Linked DNA regions of Mus musculus: region 1 is linked to region 2. A link is a loop called in an ENCODE intact Hi-C map of the cell type or tissue named here. Cell type or tissue: left cerebral cortex. All regions are shown on one strand. Links, peaks and the distances in the headings refer to the core of each region. The heading gives the core; the rest is flanking DNA.

Region 1 (5,000 bases), core at 1-5,000, 73 kb before region 2:
TGGAGTACTACTCAGCTATTAAAAAGAATGAATTTATGAAATTCCTAGGCAAATGGATGGACCTGGAGGGCATCATCCTGAGTGAGGTAACCCAAACACAAAGGAACTCACACAATATGTACTCACTGATAAGTGGATATTAGCCCAGAAACTTAGGATACCCAAGATATAAGATACAATTTGCTAAACGCATGAAACTCAAGAAGATTGAAGACCAAAGTGTGGACACTTTGCCCCTTCTTAGAATTGGGAACAAAACACCCATGGAAGGAGTTACAGAGACAAAATTTGGAGCTGTGACGAAAGGATGGACCATCTAGTGATTGCCATATCCAGGGATGCATCCCATAATCAGCTTCCAAACGCTGACACCATTGCATACACTAGCAAGATTTTGCTGAAAGGACCCTGATATAGCTGTCTCTTGTGAGACTATGCCGGGGCCTAGCAAACAAAGAAGTGGATGCTCACAGTCACCTAATGGATGGATCACAGGGCCCCCAATGGAGGAGCTAGAGAAAGTACCCAAGGAGCTAAAGGGATCTGCAACCCTATAGGTGGAACAACAATATGAACTAACCAGTACCCCGGAGCTCTTGACTCTAGCTGCATATGTATCAAAAGATGGCCTAGTCGGCCATCACTGGAAAGAGAGGCCCATTGGACACACAAACTTTATATGCCCCAGTACAGGGGAACGCCAGGGCCAAAAAGTGGGAGTGGGTGGGTAAGGGAGTAGGGGGGGTGGGTATGGGAGACTTTTGGGATAGCATTGGAAATGTAAATGAGGAAAATACCTAATAAAAAATTAAAAAAAACACAACTCTATATAAAAGTTTGCAAAGCTCCCTCCCCATCCCCATGCCCCTCCCCCTCCCTCTCCCTCTGTTTCTTCCTGGGTCCTATTTCCTGGGCCTGTCAGATTCTCAGAAGTCTGAATCACTGGCCTTTCTTATCTCTGTCTCCAAGAAGGATGGGCACTGTCCTCAGAAGGATGGCCATTCTCCATGCTTCTGGCCTCCTTGCCTGGGTCTCTCTGAGCCCCCTTTTCTGCCCACCAGGGCCATTTAGACTCCAGCCTGCAGCCACTATTCTCACAACATTACCCTGAAGGCCTCATGCCTCTATGCTAGGCTCCCAAAGACCCTATCTCCCTATATATTTAAAAAAATCAAACAAAACAAAACCACTGGCAAAGCTACGGGATGCCAGGCCCCTGCCAAGGGGCTTGAAAAGTCCATAAAGTCTGAGTTGTAATTAGATATTGTCCAAAGATGGGTTCAGCATCCCACATTCTGCATCTGCCTTCAATAACTCTGTCAAAGATAACCTCATTTTCTAAACCCTGCTTTTCTGAGCCTGCAGTACCAGGGTCAGGATACCAACAGTAGCTAACTACCCACGACAGCTTCCTGCCATAGGGACCTGTGGCCTCCGGCACAGGAGCACACTCCCTGTGGATATGTGACAGTTAATCTTGCTTGTCAACTTGACTAGATCTAGAATCACCTCAGAAACAAGCCTCTGGGCATGTCTCTGAAGGATTGCCTAGGTTCATTAGCTAAGGTGAGAAATCCCACCATAATGTGGGCTGTGCCACTCTGCAGGCCAGGGTCTAAGACATCATGAAAAGGGGAGAAACTAGAAGCAGTTGAATCTCTGTGAGTTTAAGACCAGCCTGGGCTGCCTAGGACTCCAGCGTTCCTTGCTCAATACTTTCTGATCTGACTAAAGCTACAGTGAGACTCGCTGCTTCAAGTTCTGGCCACCATGGTTCCCTGAACCATAATGGACTACACTCTGGACCTGTGGACCAAAGCAAGCCCCTCTCTTCACACGCTGTCTTTGTCAAATCCTTGGTCATGGTGATGACAGGACATGAAAGTGACTCAGCTGTGAGTGAAGGATGATTTAAAGTCACCAGACTTTTCAAGGTCTGCCCCACTCAGGGGCAGGGTTGTGTATGCCACAGGCCCTGTGTATGGCACCATGCTTCCTGGAGACTCCTGGGGCCAAGCCTGGTGCAGGAGCCAAAAGTAACAGACAATGTGTCATGGTCTGAATATGCTTGACCCGGGGAGTGGTACTATTGAAAAGTGTGGCTTGTTGGAGTAGGTGTGGCCCTGTTGGAGTTGGTGTGTCACTGTGGGTGTGGGCTTTAAGACCCTCATCCTAGCTGCCTGGAAGCAAGTATTCTGCTATCAGCCTCCAGATGAAGATGTGGAACTCTCAACTCCTCTTGTACCATGCCTGTCTGGATGCTGCCATGTTCCCACCATGATGACAATGGACTGAACCTCTGAACCTATAAGCCAGCCCCAATTAAATGTTGTTCTTATAAGAGTTGCCTTGGTCATGGTGTCTGTTCACAGCAGTAAAACCCTAACTAAGACACAATGTAAGTGTGATAGGTGCTCCCACCACGTGGAGGGAAGGAGACAGACTTGTCCCGTGCCCTTTGTGTCTCACATGTCCTGGGATTGGGTTCTAACTCTAACACACAGGTGCAAGGAGGTCTTTAAAGCTCTAACAAGGTCATTGGCTTCTCTGGGAACACACCCATCCTAAACACAAAGGACTTAGTATTGCTGGTCATGCTGCCTCATGTGACATTAGTGGCCATGTCCCTTCCTTGTGACCAGGGCTTGCCATTTACCTATAACTTGATTGCAATGTCTCTTTAAGAATCTCTTTCTATTCTAGACATTTCTAAGTTGCCTGTGACATCGATGTGTCCACCTACTAACTTCTGGATGTAAAGAAGATGTTTCCAGTGGAAACGGTGTTCAGGGCCAGGTAGAGTAGAAGTTAGCCTAGAGTTGATTTTTCCTTGAGCTGCACTGCCAGGGACCAGCTTGAACTCCATGAGTCTTGGTTCAAAGGCAGACCCTGGCCTGACTAGGTCAGGCTGTGCAGGGATCCCGGAGCCTGCATTTCTATTTGTCTCAGTCCAATGTCAAGAAGTCTGAAGTTCTGAACAAGCAGTTAGTTGCAGGGAGTACAATCAAACCTGTGCACCTGAAAGCGCTCATGTGGCCACTAGAGGGCGCTGCAGACAAGGCTCTGAAGCTGCCAGGGCTGAGGGACACCCCTCAGGTGTTGGGACAAGGCCACCATTTCTGTTCTCCCTCCGTGGCCCTCCTCACAATGTGAAACCCTGGCTTCACTCACCCACTCACTGATCCACCCACCCAATCCCCAGGAAAGCAGGGCCCTTGTCTGTCTGTCCGTGCATGCTGCATCCACCACAGGAGCCAGAACAGCAGCTGGCATACAGGAACTGCTCAGCAGTCAGAAGTTACAGAAATGAGGATGAGGACAAAGAGAGGTTGAAAGGAGAAAGGACCCAGGATTGTAGGAGTGTAGGACCTGGCTCTCACAGCTCAGGCACATCACTGGTCCCTTACCTCCAGGGACCTCTGCAGGGCTTGCTGGTCACAGGAGATCTGGTCTACTTTCTGCTGGTGCTTAGAGTTCCCATGGGCAAGAGGCCTCACAGCCTCGATCTGTGTCCCCAGATCCAGCCCCTCTTCCTGCAGCCCCTGCGATAGAAAAACAAGTGAGCTGGGTCACCTCCCCTCCATCCAGAAGACCCTCCATCCAGGAGGCCCAGTAGGGCAGGGGCTGAGATGGGTTCCCAGGCTAGCATGTCCCTCTATCAGTGGCTGTACCACTTGGGTGGTCCAATAGATTCTTCTTCAGGGCAAATGAAACTTTAAAATTCAGACACAAATATCCTGGGGCACCATAAAAATAAACTATAGGAAAGATCCCAGACAGCATCTTGAGAAAGAAACCCACGTCTGGACCCCCACCTGCTGACCGTTGGTTGTTATGCGGAATTAGACCTACTTCAGTATTAAAGACTCAAATGTAGCATGCTTAATGTTTTCCAGAGAACACTGTCAGCTTATGCACGAATCATGTTTGGGTTTAAAACAATAAACACCGTGTCGTGTGCATGATAAAAACCAGTAAGGTCCCTCAGCCGGCCAGTGATTGCCAGTGACCTGCCTGTATGCGGTCCACACGTGATAGAAAGCATCCCTTCCTAATCTCAAAATTGGTTTATTCAACTGAAAGCCTCCAAGTTCCTAGGACACTTAATCTTCATCGTCTACCTGACTAGATGTTTATCATCTAGCAGACACCTCTGCTGTGTCTATGAGGGAGTTTCCAAATACGATGAGCTGAGGAGGGGAGAGCCACATTAACTATGGTGGACCCACCCCATGGGCTGGAGTCCCCAAAGGGAATAAAAAGAGAACCGAACTGAAAGCCAGCATTTACTGCCCTCTCTGCTTCCTGACCCCTCCTCAGACTTCAGAGCCCCAAAGAACTGCTTGTTGCTGTGTTAGACTCAAGACTCCGTAGCTCAGGGAGTGTGTATGTGTGTGTATGTGTGTGTGTGTGTGTGTGTGTGTGTGTGTGTGTGTGTGTGTGTGTGTGTGTGAACAGTCCCAGCTGAGGCCAGGACTGCCCACTGAATAAGCAGAGATTCCATTGAGACCCACGCCATCCCGGCAGTAATGGACCCAAACTGCCAGAAGGGGGTGCTACAAAGTAGACAACAGAGCTCCTCACCTGCAACCTTAGGAGCTGGACCTGCTTTCCAGGAAGGTCCCTCGGAAGCCCTTTCTCTGCTTGGATCCTGGCCTGGAGGTCTAGGAGCTTCCTGTTTAGGGGATCAAAAGCCACCCCAAAGTCCTTGTGCTGAACAAGCAGGCTCTGCAAATAGAAGCATAAATAAGAGCTTTTCTTATAGTGCTTTGCAAGACCTAACAGTGGGCTGGGCTGCTCTCTTTAAATGAACTCCTAAACCATCTCCTCCAGGAAGCCCTCCCTGGTGGGCCAACCTTGTGTCCCCTTATCACACTTTAGCCATTGTCTGTGCAGGCTGCCCCTCCCCTGTACACCAGATCTCTCACCAGAAGTTTATTATAAATATGATTTTTGAGAACACATCTCAGTCTACTCATTTCCTCTCTATACTCTGTTAT
Region 2 (8,177 bases), core at 1,745-6,744:
AGCACTCATGCTACTATGCTAAGCATGTTATGTGTATGCTGAGTACTGAGCTCAGGTCCTCCTGTTGGTGTGGCTCGCAGTGTATCCCCTGAGCCACCTCTCCAACCTCATCTCCATCATAATTCTTGGTTGGACGGGAGCCTTCCTGAATAGTGAAGACCATGTTTCACTGTAAAAGCCTAGCTTCAGGATGCCTTAGGGTCCTGCTGCTGATCACTGGCCCCTGACCAGACAGAAAGTGTGCTTTCCAAGTGGTTGCTGCCAGCCCTTAAAACTGCAACTTCCCCTGACTTTAAAGACCTTTGTAGTGGCTATTCCTGGCTGTCAACTTGACTATAACTGGAATGAGCTACAATCCAGAATTGGAAGGCTCACCAGTGACCCTAATCTGGAGGCTGGGAGATACAAGTTTCTGACCTGGATCTTGGCATGGAGACCTTGAGGCATAGTGGCTATGAATCCTAGAAGATTAAGACAGAGAGATTTCCAAGTTCAAGGTCATCTGGGATTAAAGGTATGGTGCCACACACCTTTAATCTGGGCCACACCTTCAGCTGGAGACCTACATAAGGGCATTGTAAGAAGGAAGATTTACTCTCTCTCTTCTTCTCCTGCTTGCCTTGTGGGACTGAGCAACTGCTAGATCCTGTCACAGCTGCTGCTGACCACTGTTGGGAGTTGGACTACAGACTGTAAGTCATCAACAAATTCCCTTACTATATAGAGACGACCCGTCAGTTCTGTGACTCTAGAGAACCCTGACTAATACAACCTTTGATTCTAAATCTCCTCTACGGTGGAGTGGGTACACACACACACACACACACACACACACACACACACACACACACAGCAAGTGCCACACACTTCCTGGTGAACAGTCAAAATCAGTAGGCAGAAAACAAGTCAATGGAAAGGCTAACAGAAGGTACGCCCACCCCAGTGGCCACAGACACTGAAGGTCTTACAAGCACCAGGGCGAAAGGGACAGCTACCAGCCTCTGCAGGAAGGCCACTTCTTCAATCTTGTGCAGATTCTTGCTTGCTATTGACATGCGTGGGGAAAATGGTGGGGCCCTCTGCTTACTTCACAGGCTCTCTAGATGCTTTAGAACAAACACAGGCTCACACACAGGGGCCACTCACAGCTGGGAGACAAGGTGGCAAATTCCTCCCAACTCTTTCCCGAACTGAAAGGGCAAGCGGCCACCAGTGGTCAGGAATCAGTCTCCGGTCACACTTCCCTCACGGCCCAAAGCAGGAAGCCTGGGCCCTCACCTGGCCTTGCTGTGGCTTGGACATTTCCCATCTCTGTCTTCTTTCCTTCCTCCTTTTCAATCTTCATGGCTGTCCTTCCACAAGCACACAGACCCAGGGTTTTACCCTTGTCTGGCTTTTCTCTCGAGGCCCACGCCTACCTCTGTTATTATTCAAAGTAATTTTATGGTACAGGCAGTCGTGGAAACACTCTCCTCTTTCAGCTGTAGCCTGATGATTTAGGTGTCCCTCAGGTGCCTTGAGAATCTCGATGTACAGAAGTCTTGTGACAGCCCATCTTCCTTCCATTTCCCCCGAGTTAGCAAGCAGCCAGCAGGGCTCACCATAACCTCCAACCAGACAATCACAGATGGCGCCTTTCCTTTCTGCAGGGTTTCTGATCTCCTCCCATGGCCCCTCCCCCACCCCAGACTGGAATAGTGCTGCCTCACTTACAGTCAGTCGGGCTCGCTGGCTGCTCTGTGGGTTCAGCTGCCTCCAGTCCATGCTCAGAGTTCCAACCAAGTGCTCTCCTGACTGGGGAGCGAGGCTTTCTAGGATCTTCTCTCCTAAGGAAAGATTCCCTATCAGACTCCGAGCCAGGTCTGCCTCAGCCTCCCAAGTGCTGGGATTAAAGGCGTGCGCCACCACCGCCTGCCAGGTTTTTCTTCCCTCTTCCATGGAGACTCTCTTGAGTGGCAGCCTCAGTGTCATCCCCTGAGCTTTCTCTGGCCCCTTGAAGTGTTTCTGTCAGGTCCCCTCACCCTAGTTCCTGCCAGTTCTTAGTGACATTCTTGCATGTGTCATTGCACGACTGTGAGGTGTTCAGGACTGGACAGGGTAGTTTTCCTCCTAATGTCCTATCTAGCATGGCGGCAGGAGCTGTGAGTCTGGGACTTGAAGTGAGGGCCTTTTGCATGCAAAGCAGACGCCTCACCCCAGAACCCCAGGCACACAGGTGCTTTGTCTCTTTCTGTGGCATCTATGGTCAGCACCGGAACCTTTGCTGAGGAGCAGTTTGGTTTGCCACAGTTTCAGTTACCAGTGAGCAGCCAAGAGTTCAAGGCAAACTCCTCCTCAGCAGCTTGCAGCTGCTCGGCATCCAACTCGGCGTGCGGGGAAAGTGAATCATGCTTTGCTCAGTGTATCCACACCATATGCACTGCCTGCCTAGAGTATCCACACTATATGCGCTGCCCACCTAGAGTATCCACACGGTATGCACTGCCTGCCTAGAGTATCCACACGGTATGCGCTGCCCGCCTAGAGTGTCCACACGGTATGCGCTGCCCGCCTAGCGTATCCACACGGTATGTGTTGCCCGCCTAGCGTATCCACACGGTATGCGCTGCCCGCCTAGCGTATCCACACGGTATGCACTACCTGCCTAGAGTATCCACACGGTATGCGCTGCCCGCCTAGAGTATCCACACGGTATGCGCTGCCTGCCTAGAGTGTCCACACGGTATGCACTACCCGCCTAGAGTATCCACACGGTATGCACTACCCGCCTAGAGTATCCACACGGTATGCGCTGCCCGCCTAGAGTATCCACACGGTATGCGCTGCCCGCCTAGCGTATCCACACGGTATGCACTACCTGCCTAGAGTATCCACACGGTATGCGCTGCCCGCCTAGAGTATCCACACAGTATGCGCTGCCCGCCTAGAGTGTCCACACGGTATGCACTACCTGCCTAGAGTATCCACACGGTATGCACTACCTGCCTAGAGTATCCACACGGTATGCGCTGCCCGCCTAGAGTATCCACACGGTATGCGCTGCCCGCCTAGCGTATCCACACGGTATGCACTACCTGCCTAGAGTATCCACACGGTATGCGCTACCTGCCTAGAGTATCCACACGGTATGCGCTGCCCGCCTAGAGTATCCACACGGTATGCGCTGCCCGCCTAGAGTGTCCACACGGTATGCGCTGTCCGCCTAGCGTATCCACACGGTATGTGTTGCCCGCCTAGCGTATCCACACGGTATGCGCTGCCCGCCTAGAGTATCCACTGCCAGTCTAGAGTATTCACACGGTATGCGCTACCTGCCTGTGAGCCGGTTAGTGGCTATGCTGGTCTTCAGGTCTCCCGCTGGGTATGGCAACCCCTGTGTTTATGTCACCCTGTCTTACTTGTGTCCTCAGAGTCCCGGGGATGTTGGCAACTTGAATATGCCAAAGAGAAGCTGTAGAGTTCTTCCTGGAGAAGGCAGAAATGTGTGGAGGGACCACAGTGGTAGAACTATAGCTACAGTGTTGCTATCACGGTCTTGTTGCTATTATTGTTGCTACTGTTCTTCCTTCAGTTCATTTATAAGTTGACTTTAATCACAGGTAACACATGGATGTAAAAACATAGTATGTATACAGGATTCAGTTCTATTTGTGGTCTCAGGCATCCTCTGGGAGAGGGGTACTATATTTTGAGTTTCATACTTTGAGACTTGTAGAGGCACTGTCCTGAATTATTTACGGTGTTTCCTGTCCCTTATGTTAGAATTATGTACTGAGCAGACCCTACAGGCCAGGAACAGTGTGAAGGCACCAGGCTACACAACCATTTCTGCCTGGGAACCCACAGGGGAATGGGCGAAGCATAGGAAATACATAGGAGGAGAACACACATTTCTGAGAAGAGAGGGCCAAGCAGCCATCGAGGGTCATGCTCATGTTCTTTAGTGCCTGCGACTGTGTGGGATTGGTGCTGGACTGCTCAGGCTGATGGTGGTCTCTATATCTCTTAGTGGGTGGGTCTCCATCACGTCTACTATTGTCTCAACAAACCTGCTGTGGTTCAGTTAGGAAAAGGACTCCATGCGGGCAGCACTCAGTCCCTCACACCTGATGACCGGTATCCCAAGGTACTGACCACGGACTGCAGGAGGGCTGTCTACAAAACTGTTCCTCCGGCATTGTGAGGGAACCAAGCATCCATCCTCTTGAAATGTGTTTGCTCATTCATATTTTTTTTTTGAAGCAGGTCTCTAGTCAGCCCAGGCAGACCAGTACCCCAGGATCCTCCTCGTTTATACCCAATGCTTCCAGAATGTTCTTTTCTGCTTCGTTTTGGTTGAGGGGAGTGGAGGTGAGGATGGCAGGGGTCTCACCTACTTCAGGCTGGCTGGAACTCAGTATATAACCAAGGATGACCTTGAATTCTCATCTTTCTGCCTCCACCGCCTGAGTGCTGGGATTACAGGCATTCACCATCACACCCCATGTCCTGCAGTGTTGGGAACTGAATTCAGAAATTCCTGCTTGCTAAGTAAACATTCTACCAACCGAGCCTCGTGTACCCCTTTTAGTATCTCAGACTATCTGTCAACTTTTAAGTCTCCCAATGACCCCGTTATATATGCCATTTTGTGACTCTAATAGAAAGCACGTGAGTTAACTACTCCATAGGATAGGTTCTGGCACTAGGGGAAAGCACAAATCTGGGCCACTTACCGATTCCCAGACTACATTATCAGCAGGGCTCCAGCTTCTGTAGATGACAAGCTAGTGCCCCCTGCTGGCCTTACAGGATAAGACAGGAGACTCACTAAAATGCTCAGTTCTTCCTCCCCCCACTCCCACCTCTTGAAATGAAGACTCTTAATTTTTTTTTTTTTCCACAAGAAACAATTTCTTCAAGAGAATTCTTCTTATTAAAGCCGGGGGTAGTCCTGCACACCTTTAATGGTAGAACTCAGGAGGCTGCTGCAGGAGGATCACAATGAGTTACAGGTCAGTTCCAAGGCGCTTGAGGGCGTGTGTGTGTGGGACACACACACACACACACACACACACACACAGAGGAGACTGACAGGATCTTATCTGCTTCCCTAGATAGCCTAGCACTCGTATGAATTATCTCAGGGCAGCAGCTGTGCTGTGTGAAGGCAGATGTGCGGATGGATGGGAGGGTCAGAGTAGAACTAACTCACACAACCATGGCTTCACAAAAAAGTCACAGGAAGGCTGGGCTCAGTCCACCTAGGCACCTAGAGAAGAAGGCACCCACTCACCCACAAGTGCTAACTTCACCCTGAGACAATAAAGGTTCCCAACTTGCCAGTGAGGCCTTTGCAAAAAAAAAAAAAAAAGCTTACTTTGCATTTTTGAAAAGCAGAATAGTTTTTTTGTGTGTTTAAATTAAAATCCTTTGGAATTTTGTATCTACCAGCTACACTTTCAAAAATACAGCATTCAGAGTTAACAAGTGTTATCCTTCTGGGTAAACAGTCAGAAAAAGAGCCAGTTTTAAAGACCCTTTTCCTAATCGTCTTCTGAAAGGGAGAATGGGAAGTTCCACCTCCCCATCTCTAGCCCAGGCCGCCCTGGCGGAACCCTGCGGTAACTGCTTTCTTGGCGACGGGAGTCCTGTGTGCAGTGGACTCTCGTGATAGTGATGGTTTGAAAGCATGAAATTATCCAGCCTCAATGGTTTGGGAAATGCTGAGTGAAATTCTGACTCAGCAGGAGTCAGAGGCCGTCACTCCTCAGAAGAGAACACGTGTTCTTGTGGCTGAGACTATCAGAGGGGCCCTTGGCCCCGTGATACTGACTGGCTCCTTGTTTTTGTGGTCTAGGCATCTCCTCACAAGTCTTTGGGAGGTAATGAGTGACAGAAACTATCTGCTGTTAAAAGCCAAATCCAACCCCAGACAGCAAAACAGCACTGCATATTAAACAGGCGGTAGGGGAGAAGGATTTGTGGGGTCAGCTTGCTCCTTCCCCTGTGTGCGACCTGGTGGTGGAACTCAGGTCACCAAGCTTGGTTGCAGGCCCTTTAGCCACTGAGCCATTGTGCTCACTTAATTCTTGTACCATTTAATTCATATATAATAGTATATACATATACATGTATATATGAATTATATATATAGATACATACATATATGTATATATTTGTTATATATATATATGTATATATGAATTAATTCATATAGAGAGAGTTTAATGTGTTTTAATAGCAAACTTATAGGAAAAGCAGAGGACAGACAATATTAAAAACTTGTACACAGGGCAACTCAGAAGGTATAGTGAATGGATGAACTCTACTGGATGATAAAAATGTCACAAACACCATTTAGTTTCTGTCAATATAAATTTACTTATGTTTTAAAAATCCGAATGCTGGCATTGTTCAGAAAAATCTAACAGGTTTATTTAAAATTGTTATAAAGTTGAACTGTTGAAAACGTGTTCACTGAAACATTTTGCTTGCATTAATGCTTTACATCTTGAATTTATATTAAAAGCTCACACATGAATGTGGAGAAGCTACCAATACCTGATTCTGTCCCCTATGTTTCCACCCCCCAATCATATACTTGGGTACCTTTGATCCCATGGAAAAATTATCTAACATTCAGAACTACTGATAACAGGAAGAAGAGGAAAAAAATTTTTTATTTTGAGAATGAAATTTTTCCTCTCATAGAGTACTTTTTTTAACCTATTCTTTTTTAAAAAAATGATTTATTTATTTATGTATATGAATACACTGTTGCTGTCTTCGGACACACCAGAAGAGGGCATCAGATGTCATTACAGATGGTTGTGAGCCACCATGTGGTTTCTGGGAACTCAGGACTCATGGACGAGCAGTCAGTGCCCCTCACCACTGAGCCATCTCTCCAGCCCCATAGTGGACTCTTAAGCATGTTCTCTGCGTGTGTAGCTGGATATCTTTTGGAGATTTACATGTTTGGCATGGATAGCACACAGATTGGTATCTTCCCAAAGGCCAACCCGATAGGCCTCACTTGCCTCCTGCTCAGCACCAGTATCTGCACTCTGGAAGCGCAGATCTGTTTTGAAATCCTGAGCAATTTCTTGCACCAGACGCTGAAAGGGGAGCTTGCGAGTCAGCAGTTCAGTTCTGTTGACTTCTGATAGCGGCTGATTTCAGAGTGCCACAGTACTGGGCCTGTGACGACGAGGTTTCTTCACCGTCCAGTAGAGGGCGCACGCGTGTGAGCGGCTTTTGAAGCCAGTTGTTTCCTGGGTGTTTTACCACTACCCCACCCCCTTCTCCTTGGTCTGGAGCTCCCCAAGCGAGAAGCAGTACAGTGCTGGCGTGAAAGCAATGGTGGCTCCCCGACAGCTGCAAACACACCATTTAATTAATTTAACTTTACAGGAAACCTTTCCTTTTACACTCGGTGTATAGTAAGTTTCTCAATAAAACAAAGTCGGACAGTTGTACAACTTTAAGACATATAAGGTTGGGTGTGGTGGTTCCTGCCTATAAGTAACTCTGGCATTTTGGACGCAGGAACAGTGCTGCTGAGAGGACAGACACACACCACCACACCTTGCACCCTAGGCTTCATGTAAGGTTCAAACGGATTTGTGTACACAAAAGCTGTCTGGAGAACAAAACTCACAATACGTACACAGGACAAACTCACACTGAGGCAACTGCTTGGGAGGAGGGAAACACAGCAGACAGCCTTACAACTCCACACCACTCTGACAAAAGCTTGAAATATACACAACCTCCAGTGGCCATTCTCAAAACACAAGGAGAGAAAATACAAGTGTGGGAAAATTCAATGATGAAAACTCAATACTCGGTATCCTTAGGACTAGAACCCAGGACCACACCCCCACACTCCAAATCCCAGGACAGCACTCTAGCTCTTCACAACATATACCTTCTCCGTGGTCTATCCTAGATTGACCTAATCCAATTGCAACATACCATCTATCTCCATGTACCCAGTCACTCCTGGATCAGACAAAGCAAGGAGAGCCTGTGCCAGCCAGAATCTCTGATGTAGGGACTAGGTTATCCACAACTAAGATCAGTTAAGTACTTACAAAAGGCTTCAAGGCATGGTAGGACACACCTGTAATCCCAGCCTTCAAGGAAGCTACGGCACGATCTCATTTTAGGCCTGACTAAGGCTCTAATGGCAA

Evidence for each region. Peaks named below come from ENCODE experiments on the same cell type or tissue, not always from the same donor. Only the 100,000 strongest peaks of a DNase experiment are listed, where the experiment ranks them.
Region 1: a loop joins it to region 2, with 8 times the contacts of the local background. A loop is called at or near these places in 38 of 42 quality-filtered maps.

The regions. Positions count from the first base shown.
Region 1 is chr12:104,949,579-104,954,578 of GRCm38, forward strand. Syne3 (spectrin repeat containing, nuclear envelope family member 3) reads right to left here. Exons shown (of 19, transcript NM_001042699.2): 11 at 4,585-4,728; 12 at 3,408-3,542. Among named protein-coding and RNA genes, the nearest start is that of Syne3, 47 kb to the right of the region's middle. In left cerebral cortex, for the core only: CTCF peaks have their summits at 3,040 (motif pointing right) and 4,568 (motif pointing right); DNase peaks (open chromatin) are centred at 3,059 and 4,554.
Region 2 is chr12:105,020,695-105,028,871 of GRCm38, forward strand. Gm46375 (a long non-coding RNA gene) reads right to left here and starts at 6,062. Exons shown (of 2, transcript XR_003950255.1): 1 at 1,714-6,062. In left cerebral cortex, for the core only: a CTCF peak has its summit at 4,784 (motif pointing left); a DNase peak (open chromatin) is centred at 4,775.